Regions from separate parts of the Homo sapiens genome. Here regions 1 and 2 are each linked to region 3. A link is a contact called in ENCODE Hi-C data. All regions are on one chromosome and are shown on one strand. Each heading gives the region's core, a stretch centred on a gene start or an enhancer-like site at or near the end of the contact. The rest is flanking DNA. Distances are from core to core; before and after follow the strand shown.

Evidence for each region. A loop is a pair of places that touch in the nucleus more often than their neighbours do. Pooled maps may share reads with other maps.
Region 1: a pooled map shows a loop between it and region 3 (1.9-fold over the local background). The contact joins the promoter of GPR137B here to the promoter of SLC35F3-AS1 in region 3. A Hi-C loop is called at or near these places in 2 of 37 single-sample maps with no recorded cell type and 3 of 50 pooled maps.
Region 2: a map with no recorded cell type shows a loop between it and region 3 (12-fold over the local background). The contact joins the enhancer-like site here to the promoter of SLC35F3-AS1 in region 3. A Hi-C loop is called at or near these places in 2 of 37 single-sample maps with no recorded cell type and 3 of 50 pooled maps.

The regions. Positions count from the first base shown.
Region 1 is chr1:236,141,198-236,144,332 of GRCh38, forward strand. GPR137B (G protein-coupled receptor 137B) reads left to right here and starts at 1,342. Exons shown (of 7, transcript NM_003272.4): 1 at 1,342-1,839. The coding sequence starts at 1,426. RefSeq lists silencers at 1,081-1,260, 1,331-1,600 and an enhancer at 1,566-2,069.
Region 2 is chr1:236,158,503-236,161,661 of GRCh38, forward strand. The region is part of intron 1 of GPR137B (G protein-coupled receptor 137B); the gene reads left to right. Among named protein-coding and RNA genes, the nearest start is that of GPR137B, 18 kb to the left of the region's middle. RefSeq lists a silencer at 69-118 and enhancers at 1,084-1,133, 1,234-1,683, 1,774-1,823. Within about 2 kb of position 1,714, at least 5 of the 41 ENCODE cell types and tissues checked have a DNase peak (open chromatin) inside an H3K27ac peak, as active enhancers do.
Region 3 is chr1:234,271,389-234,274,487 of GRCh38, forward strand. It overlaps SLC35F3-AS1 (SLC35F3 antisense RNA 1), which reads right to left and starts at 1,634. Exons shown (of 2, transcript NR_183711.1): 1 at 814-1,634; 2 at 1-43. All of the region lies in intron 3 of SLC35F3 (solute carrier family 35 member F3), which reads left to right. LOC105373206 (a long non-coding RNA gene) reads left to right here and starts at 1,675. Exons shown (of 2, transcript XR_949283.4): 1 at 1,675-2,495; 2 at 2,780-3,099.

The DNA.
Region 1 (3,135 bases), core at 92-2,591, 1.9 Mb after region 3:
GAATACGCTGGGAGCGCTGTAACCACTAAGTAATTCTGAGCAAAAGCTAGGGTGGATTCTGGATATGCCAGGCCGTCTTTTGGAAAAAGAACACACAATTAGGCACGAAGTGGAGTAAGAAAAGAAATCACAATTACTGGAGCCTCGGAAATCCGAGTTTCTTCTGTTTACCAGAACCGCTTGCCCAGCAATGTTTCCAGAGGGCGCCCGGCTTTCCCTCTTTTCCCAGAGCACTCCCCAGCTCTCCCAAGACAAGGGTGGCGTGGTGCCCCGGGGCAAAGACTAAGTCGCTGTACAGCCTCGAGGAGCGAGCTGCTCAGCAAAAGCAAAAGAGAAGGGCTCTCGGGTGGCGGGGACAGACCCTCCTTCGGCATGGGTTGGATCGGACAAGGGGGGCCGTGTGCCGTCAGCTGCCCCACTTCTCTCTGAAGCCCAGTGGGCTCCATCCACTGACCCGCGGCCCGCGCGCCTCCCGGCACCGGCTACATCGCTGGGAGGTGAGGCGCTGGGAGCGCGTGAGGCTCTCCGGGAGAAAACAGCCCAGCTTGCATCCCAGAGGAGGCAGCAGCCGCAGGCACCGTCTATTTCCTCACTCAGTATACAAATTTGACCTCAAAAATACGAACCCTGTCTTTGGCATGTCTGCATTTAGAAATAAACATCATTCCAGACGCCGGCCAGTTCATAGCCACAGAGTCGTAAAGTTTTATTTTTAAAGGGGGGGACGGAAAGGACTTGTAAAGTTTTTTTTTTAAATTTGTTTTTAAATAAAGGAATTAACTTCTGCAAAACAAGCAATCAGCAGCAGAATGCGCGAGGCCACGAGTGCGATCCCCCGAGGCGCGGGGCGCGGCTGGGAAGTTTTGGGGGCGCGCGGCGCGGTGCCGGGACCGGGGAGGAGGCGCGCGGTTCTGGGGGCGCGCAGTGCGGGAGCGCGCGGCCCCGGGGATGGGGAAGGGGCCGGGGACGGGTAGCGCGCGGCCCCTGGGATGGGGAGGGGGCGGGAAGGGGGGAAGAGACGCGGGGCTCTGGGGGCCCGCAGTCTGGGAGCGCGCGGCCCCGGGGATGGGGAGGGGGCCGGGAGGAGGCGTGCGGCTCTGGGGGCGCGCACTGCGGGAGCGCGCGGTGGCGAGGATAGGGCGGGCCGGGGTTCGCGGGGCGAAGGCGCGCGGTGCCCGGGGGAGGGCGGGCCGGGGCGCGCGGGCCGGGGCGGGGGCGCGCGGGCCGGGGCGGGGGCGCGCGGGGCCGGTCGGCGCGCGGGGGCGGCGGGCGCGGCGCTGCCAATCGCAGACAAAGGCCGTCCCAGTGAATCATGTGGTGCCGGGGGAGGAAGTGCGGCTTGTTTTCTTTCCTCCAGTCTCGGGGCTGCAGGCTGAGCGCGATGCGCGGAGACCCCCGCGGGGGCGGCGGCGGCCGTGAGCCCCGATGAGGCCCGAGCGTCCCCGGCCGCGCGGCAGCGCCCCCGGCCCGATGGAGACCCCGCCGTGGGACCCAGCCCGCAACGACTCGCTGCCGCCCACGCTGACCCCGGCCGTGCCCCCCTACGTGAAGCTTGGCCTCACCGTCGTCTACACCGTGTTCTACGCGCTGCTCTTCGTGTTCATCTACGTGCAGCTCTGGCTGGTGCTGCGTTACCGCCACAAGCGGCTCAGCTACCAGAGCGTCTTCCTCTTTCTCTGCCTCTTCTGGGCCTCCCTGCGGACCGTCCTCTTCTCCTTCTACTTCAAAGACTTCGTGGCGGCCAATTCGCTCAGCCCCTTCGTCTTCTGGCTGCTCTACTGCTTCCCTGTGTGCCTGCAGTTTTTCACCCTCACGCTGATGAACTTGTACTTCACGCAGGTGAGTTTCAGAGAGGCTCCTGGAGGCGCTCACCTGGCGGGGTGGTCCCCGCGGGGCGCCCGAGGCAGGGGCGATGGCAGCCGCGGGGGCGGGTCCGGCCCTAGGGCTGAGAGTGTAGGGAGAAGGCGCCGGCTCTGGGGTCGTCCGAACCCTGTCCTGTTTGCGGGCATTTGTCATAGGAAACCCCCTGCCATTCCCAAAAGGGGCAAGGAGAAGGCAGGGGAGGGCTGGAGGCCGCCGCTCACTCGCTGCCCCTGGCTCCGCATCGTGCGGTGGATTCGGGGCGCTTCTCCGTGCGCAGCGCGAAGCAGCAGCGCCTGCACACGCCAGTTAGTACGGATGGAAGGTGTGCCCCCAAGGGAGGCCTGAACTCTAGAATTTGCCCTGCCTCCCCAGGCACCTAACTCCCGGCCTGGAAAGGTCTTCTGCACGTTGGCCTCCAGATTTGGGCCTGACACTGCTGTTTTGAGCGTTGGCAGGGTGAGACCATGTTGGTTTTGATGAGATGTTTTGAACCTCCGGCTTAGGAGCTCTACAGAACTGCGGCTTACTAACTCATTCCACCGGATTGCTAAACAGCAGGCTGGGGTAACACCCAGCTCCGAGCTGCTGCCGCTCATCAGAGTTACTGTCTGAGCTCATCTGAGAGGCCCCAAGAAAAGGCCATAAAAGCTGACTGGGGCTCTTTTACAGCCACACAAAAATCACTTTATGGGGCATATTATTAAATAAGCTAATGGGAGAGTATGTGAATTAACTTGGCTGCTGCTTTACTGCTGATGGTTGACTTAATGAAAGTGCAGTAATTGTTGAGCACTTTGCAAATACTTTGTATAGCGTTGCACAAAGGTTTAATAACGCGGTGCCGCCGTCATCATCGTCATCATCATCTCTGATTCCCATTAGCTTTCCAAGCACTAAGATGTCCATTTTCACTAGGACTCTGCCGAAGGGGAAGGCGTCAACGGTGTCACCTGGTGAGGGTAATTTCAGAACTGTCGGATGGGCAGAAACCCTGTGCAAGCAGGCATCTCATTCCTTTTAAGTGTCTTTTTTTTTTTTTTTGAGAAAAAGTCACTTATTTAAAAAAAGAAAGAGGCCGTATGCGGTGGCGCATGCCTGTCATCCCAGCATTGTGGAGGCGGAGGCGGGAGGATCGCTTGTGTCCCTGAGTTTGAGACCGGCCTGGGCAACATGGCGAAACTTCCTCTCTACAAAATGTACAAAAATTAGCTGGGTGTGGTAGTGCCCGCCTGTAGTTCCAGCTACTCAGGAGGCTGAGGTGGGAGGCGGAGC
Region 2 (3,159 bases), core at 464-2,963, 1.9 Mb after region 3:
CTGTTATTTCTTTGTATATACATAAATTATTTTATAATATAAAGTTTCAACCTGCCATGCATTTGTAACATTTTCAGATGAATTTGCATACATACGTTTTGAACCAGCGTGTGTGATAGAGACTGGTTTCTTTAGTCAGGAGTCTGTGCTTGGTGCACTAAGAGTTTCAGTCCCCCTCAGTTACTGCGAGGGTCTCCTCAGGAGTCTCAGCCCACAGGCAGCTAGGATCAGGATGCACCCCCTTTTAAGGATAGGGGGATTATGAAGTGTCCAGAGAGTGGTGGCACAGAAGTGGAGACACTAGGGTGTCCAGATGTGGGTCCTGGCTTAGGGGAGAGGATTTATAAAGTAAAATGGCTGCAGAGATTCTGAATCAAGCGCAGGTTGGAAGCATAGTGCTTTGTTGGTACATCAGAGACACTGCCTCCAGGGACATCAGAGGTGACTTCTGTTGAGTTCTGCTGACTGCACAGGAGACACTGTCATACCCACAAAGAATAGCAGGGGACATTTCTGCCAGAAACACCACTAAGACATTAGTAAAAATGATTGTAACCCAGCTACTCAGGAGGCCGAGATGGGAGGATCACTTGAGTCTAGGAGTTCAAGACCAGCCTGGGCAATGTAGGGAGACATCATCTCTAAAAAATAAGACAAATTAGCCAGGCATTTGGGCTGCACCTGTACATAGTCTCAGCTACTCAGGAAGTTAAGGCAGGAGGATTCCTGGAGCCCAGGAAGATGGAGGCTGCAATGAGCTATGATGGCACCACTGCACTCCAGCCTGGGTGACAGCAAGACCCCGCCTCTTAAAAACAAACAAACAAACAGAAAGATTGTAAGACAGCAAATGTCAACTTGAGTTAGTAGTTGAAAAAATAGGCTTGGCGGGGTGGCTCATGCCTGTAATCCCAGCACTTTGGGAGGCCGAGGCAGGCGGATCACGAGATCAGGAGTTCAAGACCAGCCTGATCAACATTGTGAAACCCCGTCTCTTTTTGTATTTGTAGAAATACAAAAATGAGCCAGGCATGGTGGCGGGTGCTTGTAATCCCAGCTACTCGGGAGGCTGAGGCAGGAGAATCACTTGAACCTGGGAGGCAGAGGTTGCAGGAAAAAAAAAAAGAAAAGAAAAAAAATAGGCAAGCGGGAGTTCAAAGGGTGGGAACAAATCAGTGACGCGTGAACAGACTGATTTATGAGGGCAGGGGGCAGAGTCCAGCAGCTGCTCAAAGGCCTTTATGCTTCTGTCGAAACAAGTACGTCACATGCAGAGCTCTAGGCCTTCCTGTGTCATCCGAAAGGATGGGGTGAAGGCCTGGGTTACCAAGGGGGCACAAGTCGCCCACAGGTCCGGGATGAGGAGGCCTTGGCCCACTGTGGGAGCGGGTGGTGCGGAAAGCCCATGAGGGCTCTCGAACATTCCCCAGCGCCTGACAGCGGCCAGCTGGGGACATCTCCCAGCCGTGGCTCAGCCTTCAACAAGTCAAAAAGCCAGCATCACCCACAGCGTCATCCCCAGATCTATTCTAGGTTCTGAGGTTCTAGGTGGGACTTTCAAAAGCAGAAGAAACGATGCTAAAACCGAAAGGAATTTGCCATTAGGGAGAAATGCTTTATTTTCACCAGATGACAAACTTCAGGGTTTCTGATCAAAGTTGCTGCAATTTCTTCTTTCTCCTTCAGGCCTGATTCTGCTCCCCTCCCCTGTCCTCCCATCCTTCTTGCCACAACGGGGGAAGCCCTGAAAAACCCCGGTGTTTTCATAGGCTGTGTGGAGCCCAAGGAAGGGGAGGGAAAGGAAGTGGGGCTCATTTACCACCATTCAGTTCCTGATCGGGTTCCCCAAGAAGCAGCTGGGACTCTCCAACCCAACCTCACTTCCCCGGGGTCCCTGTCATTAGGCAGATGGCACTCCCATGGCTGTCCCTGCCATGTTCCCTCAGACCCCTCCTTGCTGCCTCAGTTTCTCAGCCCTCCACCCTTCCCTGCCTCCTGCCTCTCCCTGTCTGCCCTTCTCGGGACCCAGGCTCCTTCTGTCTGTCCACAAGCATGCTCAGGTCTCCCCATCTTAAAAACAAGGTCTGGACCCCCTGAATAACCTCTTTCTTGCATTTCACAAACATGCGCTTTTGGAAAGCAGTTTATGCTCTTGAATTGACTCACTGCTCCCACTTCCTCCTGCTGCCATCCAGGGTCTGCCTGTTCCCCCTCCAGCCTCCCCGTCAGTCGAGCCTGCCCTTGGCCAGGCCCTGTGGCAGCTTAAGGTGAAGTGGTCCAGCCTGTCAGCCGCACTGGACACCCTGACTGTCTCCTGCCCGGGGCCTCTCTCCCCTGCAGTCTTTGAGGCCTTGACCACTGAGGGGACTGCTCTTTGACCTCCTCCCTACTCTTAGTTTTTTTTTTGTCTTTTTGTTTTTTTTTAAATAACAGCTTTATTGAGGTATAATTCACATTTTCTGTGCTGTCCCCATCTCGAAGTGTACCACATTCAGAGTTGCGCAGTGACCCCACAGTCCACTGTAGACCTTTTCCATCCCAGAAGGAACCCCGTGCCTCTTAGTGGTCACCCTCCAATTCCCCGCCACGCCCTCCAGGCCCAGGCATCATGAATCTGTGTTGGGCCTCTGATTTGCCTTCATTTTCACCTTCTCTGTCAACCCATGGTCTGCAGCCTTTGCTCTGCTCTGTATCCCAGGGACCTCTCTCACAGCACAGGTCTGCATTTCAGCTGTGCCAATGCTCCCCCGAAGCTCTCCGCACCCTTACCCTGGACAGCGGCCTCTTCCTGGCTGGTCCACACCCCAGCCCGACCTTCTGCTGCCCTCCCCAGCTCCGGGCTCCTGCAGCACCTTCTCTCCTCACCCCCTCCCTCACTGCTCCTAAGTCCACATGCAGGTTCACACCTCCTCATGCTTCCCACGCCTCCATGCACTTTTCACACCTCCACACATCACATCTCCTCACACCTCCACACACACTTCACACCTCCTCACGCCTCCCACTCACACCTTCTCACGCCTCCCACATCTCCACACGCTTTTCACACCTCCTGTTATGGTTTGGCTGCATCCCCATGCAAATCTCAACTTGAATTGTATCTCCCAGAATTTCCAAGTGTTGTGGGAGGGACCCACAGGGAGGTAATTGAATCATGGG
Region 3 (3,099 bases), core at 384-2,883:
AAATCTTGTTGCTGAACTCTTGTGGAAACTAGTAATACAGAAACTGAAAACAGAATTATTAGTAAATGTCTCACCTTCTCTGGTTCAGAGTTTTTTCGTTTTGTGAAAGAGAAATAATGCTCTTTCTGTTATCTTTGATTGAACAGGTGTTTGTGAGGTCCCTTGAGACCCATCAGGGAAAATGTAAAAGGTGCTATAAATTTTAAAATGTTATTTATTATGCATTGATGTTATTTAATAATAATACATTTGCCGAAAGCAAGAACTTCATTCATTGAGATTTGTGTCTCAGGTTTTATCATATCATGAATAGACTTTGTACACAAAGAAAAACTAAAATATTGCTAGTAAATCAATCTGGTACCATGATCCCAGTGAATAATGATAATTCCTTGACCTTCAATTAATGAGTGCAGGGATTGAGCTCCATTTAAGAAATGTGTGAAGAGAACAAGGCCAGATGCAGTGGCTCAGGTCTGTAATCCCAGAACTTTGGGAGGCGAAGGTGGGTGGATCGCTTGAGTCCAGGAGTTCAAGACCAGCCTGGACAACATGGCAAAACCCCGTCTCTACAAAAAAATACAAAAATTAGCCAGGCATGGTGGAGCATGCCTGTAGTGCCAGCTACTTGACAGGCTGAGGCAGGAGGATCATTTGAGCTCAGGATGCAGAGGCTGTAGTGAGCCAAGATCATGCCATTGCACTCCAGCCTGGGCAACAGAGCGAGACTCTGTCTCAAAAAAAGAAAGAAACAAATGTGTGAAGACAACAGGCAGAGAATGATAAAATCCATTCATATTTAAGAATCCTTACCTGGCCCTCCTAATGGAATATTCTAGAACCGTGTATACTTTCCAGGGTATGGAAAGTAGGAGTAATAGAAGGGCAGCACGTAATTATTAATAAAACTTTTCAAAGAGGACAGGAAACAAGACCTAAAGCGTTCTAGAAGTGGAGAAACTCACTTCAACCACAGACTATAAGACCAGACAAGTTAAGAAGTAGCACTTCCAGAACATCTTTGCATGTATACTTTTGGAGTAACATCTTCATCTCTGATCCTCCCCTGCATTTGAAATTGTTCTGAGATAGGGTGGACTGGGATTGTGGGGTGAGGGTAGGGTACAGACATAGACCAATCCAGCCGTCTTCAGATGAGTCATGAAGGAAGTCGAGAGATGGATGAGGACTTGGCCTCTGTGCTCTTCAAGATCCCTTCCACCCTGGAGAGTCTGTGTCCTGTGACTTCCCCAAAGAAGCTTTATTGCTCTTTCTGAAGATGCTTCTAGAACAGCATTGGGTCTTTCTTAAATCTCAGGTTTTCCCATTCTTTTTCCTTTCCATGATAGTGACCACTCCCATATAGACTTGCTTTCCAAATGGCGTGCTGCCTGGTTCCACATGTCCTCTTGGTGGGTGGCTGCCTGCCCCTGTTTGTTGTTCTCTTGCCTGGCTGCTGCTTCTCCCAGCCAGTGTGGACAGCAGGCTCGCTGCCCCTGATGTGCCATGGGGTCAGCACAGCATCAGAACTCTCAGGTGGACTTGGAAGCCCGCGCAGGACAGTCACAGCCCCTGGGGGCTTTACTAATGAGGCTACATGAACTGCCTCTCTGGTCGGCACTCCTCGGATCCCTCTCTTGCTTTTCTGTCACCTTTTCCTTGTATTCCCTAATCCATTATTGAATCATGTGTGCATTATGTCATCATCTGACACCTGCTGCATTCAGGGAATTGCCAGCATGGGCTCACTCCAGCTGTCCCTGCCTGGTTCTCTGGAGTTGGCACTCCTACCTTCAATGCATCGATTTGAATCATTATTTCCAAACCCAGACGTCTGACTGCCAGCTGTGTCTACTTATTTTTACTATCCCTTATACAGGCTGTTGCCTATAAGTCTTCAGAAGCTTGGCGATGGCTTTCTTTGACTTTCTTTATTGATGACTGCCCAGAAGGGCCCACACCGGTGTGAGTGGTACAGGGGATGCAGGGAACGCAAGCCCAGGCAACCCCCCTCCCACGAGCCTCCCTACAATTCCAGCAGTCTGTCCTGCCCCCCTATCTGGAGTAGCCAAGAACTTAGGTTTGTGCTGAGCATTTTTGAAGAGGCAGCAGGAAGGCCAGAAGCACATCCTGCTATCACAAAATAATACTCCATCTTTCAGGATCGTGAAAATTTGAGTTATAAATTACGTGATACAGATTCTAAATTATGCAAGACTTCACAAGAGGTCAGGTGAAGGCTGGATGGCCTCAGAAGGATGGCTTCAGAAGGCCTTCAGAAGGATTGCTACAATTCATCATGCACAAGGTGTTGAGGGTCTGGAGCAGGGAAGGAATCGGGGGCATCTGAATGGAGAAATGGGGACTTGATGGAGGATTCATGAAATGATTTTTAGGATACTTGAGGGCTTGGGAGGAATACACACAGTCTGGAAAGTCCCCCTGCTTAAGGGTGCCACAATCCAGCTCCCGGAGGCATCCAGATGAAGCAAAAGGTAAGACTGACCAGCACAAGTGACTGTGGACCGCATACTCATTACATGCTGCACATGGTAGCATTTGTGTACAAAATAGGCCACATGCTGGATAGTGTTTTGGTTAAAAAAAAACCATCACATGCATTGAACTCCACTTTTAAAAGGAAAAACAGATACAAAGTCAGTTATCTATGGTCTCCATAGCTTGATTCTTAAAAATTGGGGTTAGCGAAATGTTGATAGTTCTCAGGGGGAAATGTGAACGTTGGTTCTAATTAAAACTGTCTTATTGGAATTTCCAGGCAGCTGGAGAACAAATACAAAAATCTTAATTAAAAGACCGTTTTGTGAGGTCTTCAACTTCTTCTCCATTTCACCAACACGCTGCACAGTCTGTGTATTCAGCGTCACCAAAGAGATTTTTAATTCATCAGCCTGGTTTTTGTGGATTGTTCGTTGCCTTCTCAGTGCTGTAACACATAGAGACACTGGTACAGGCATTAGGAAGGATGGGAGAAGATACCAAATGGTATAAGACATGGTCTGGTATTTCCAGGGATAGGATCATCCATTTAGGAAAACAGCTACATAGAGACATGCACAACATTACAAAGAAACTCGA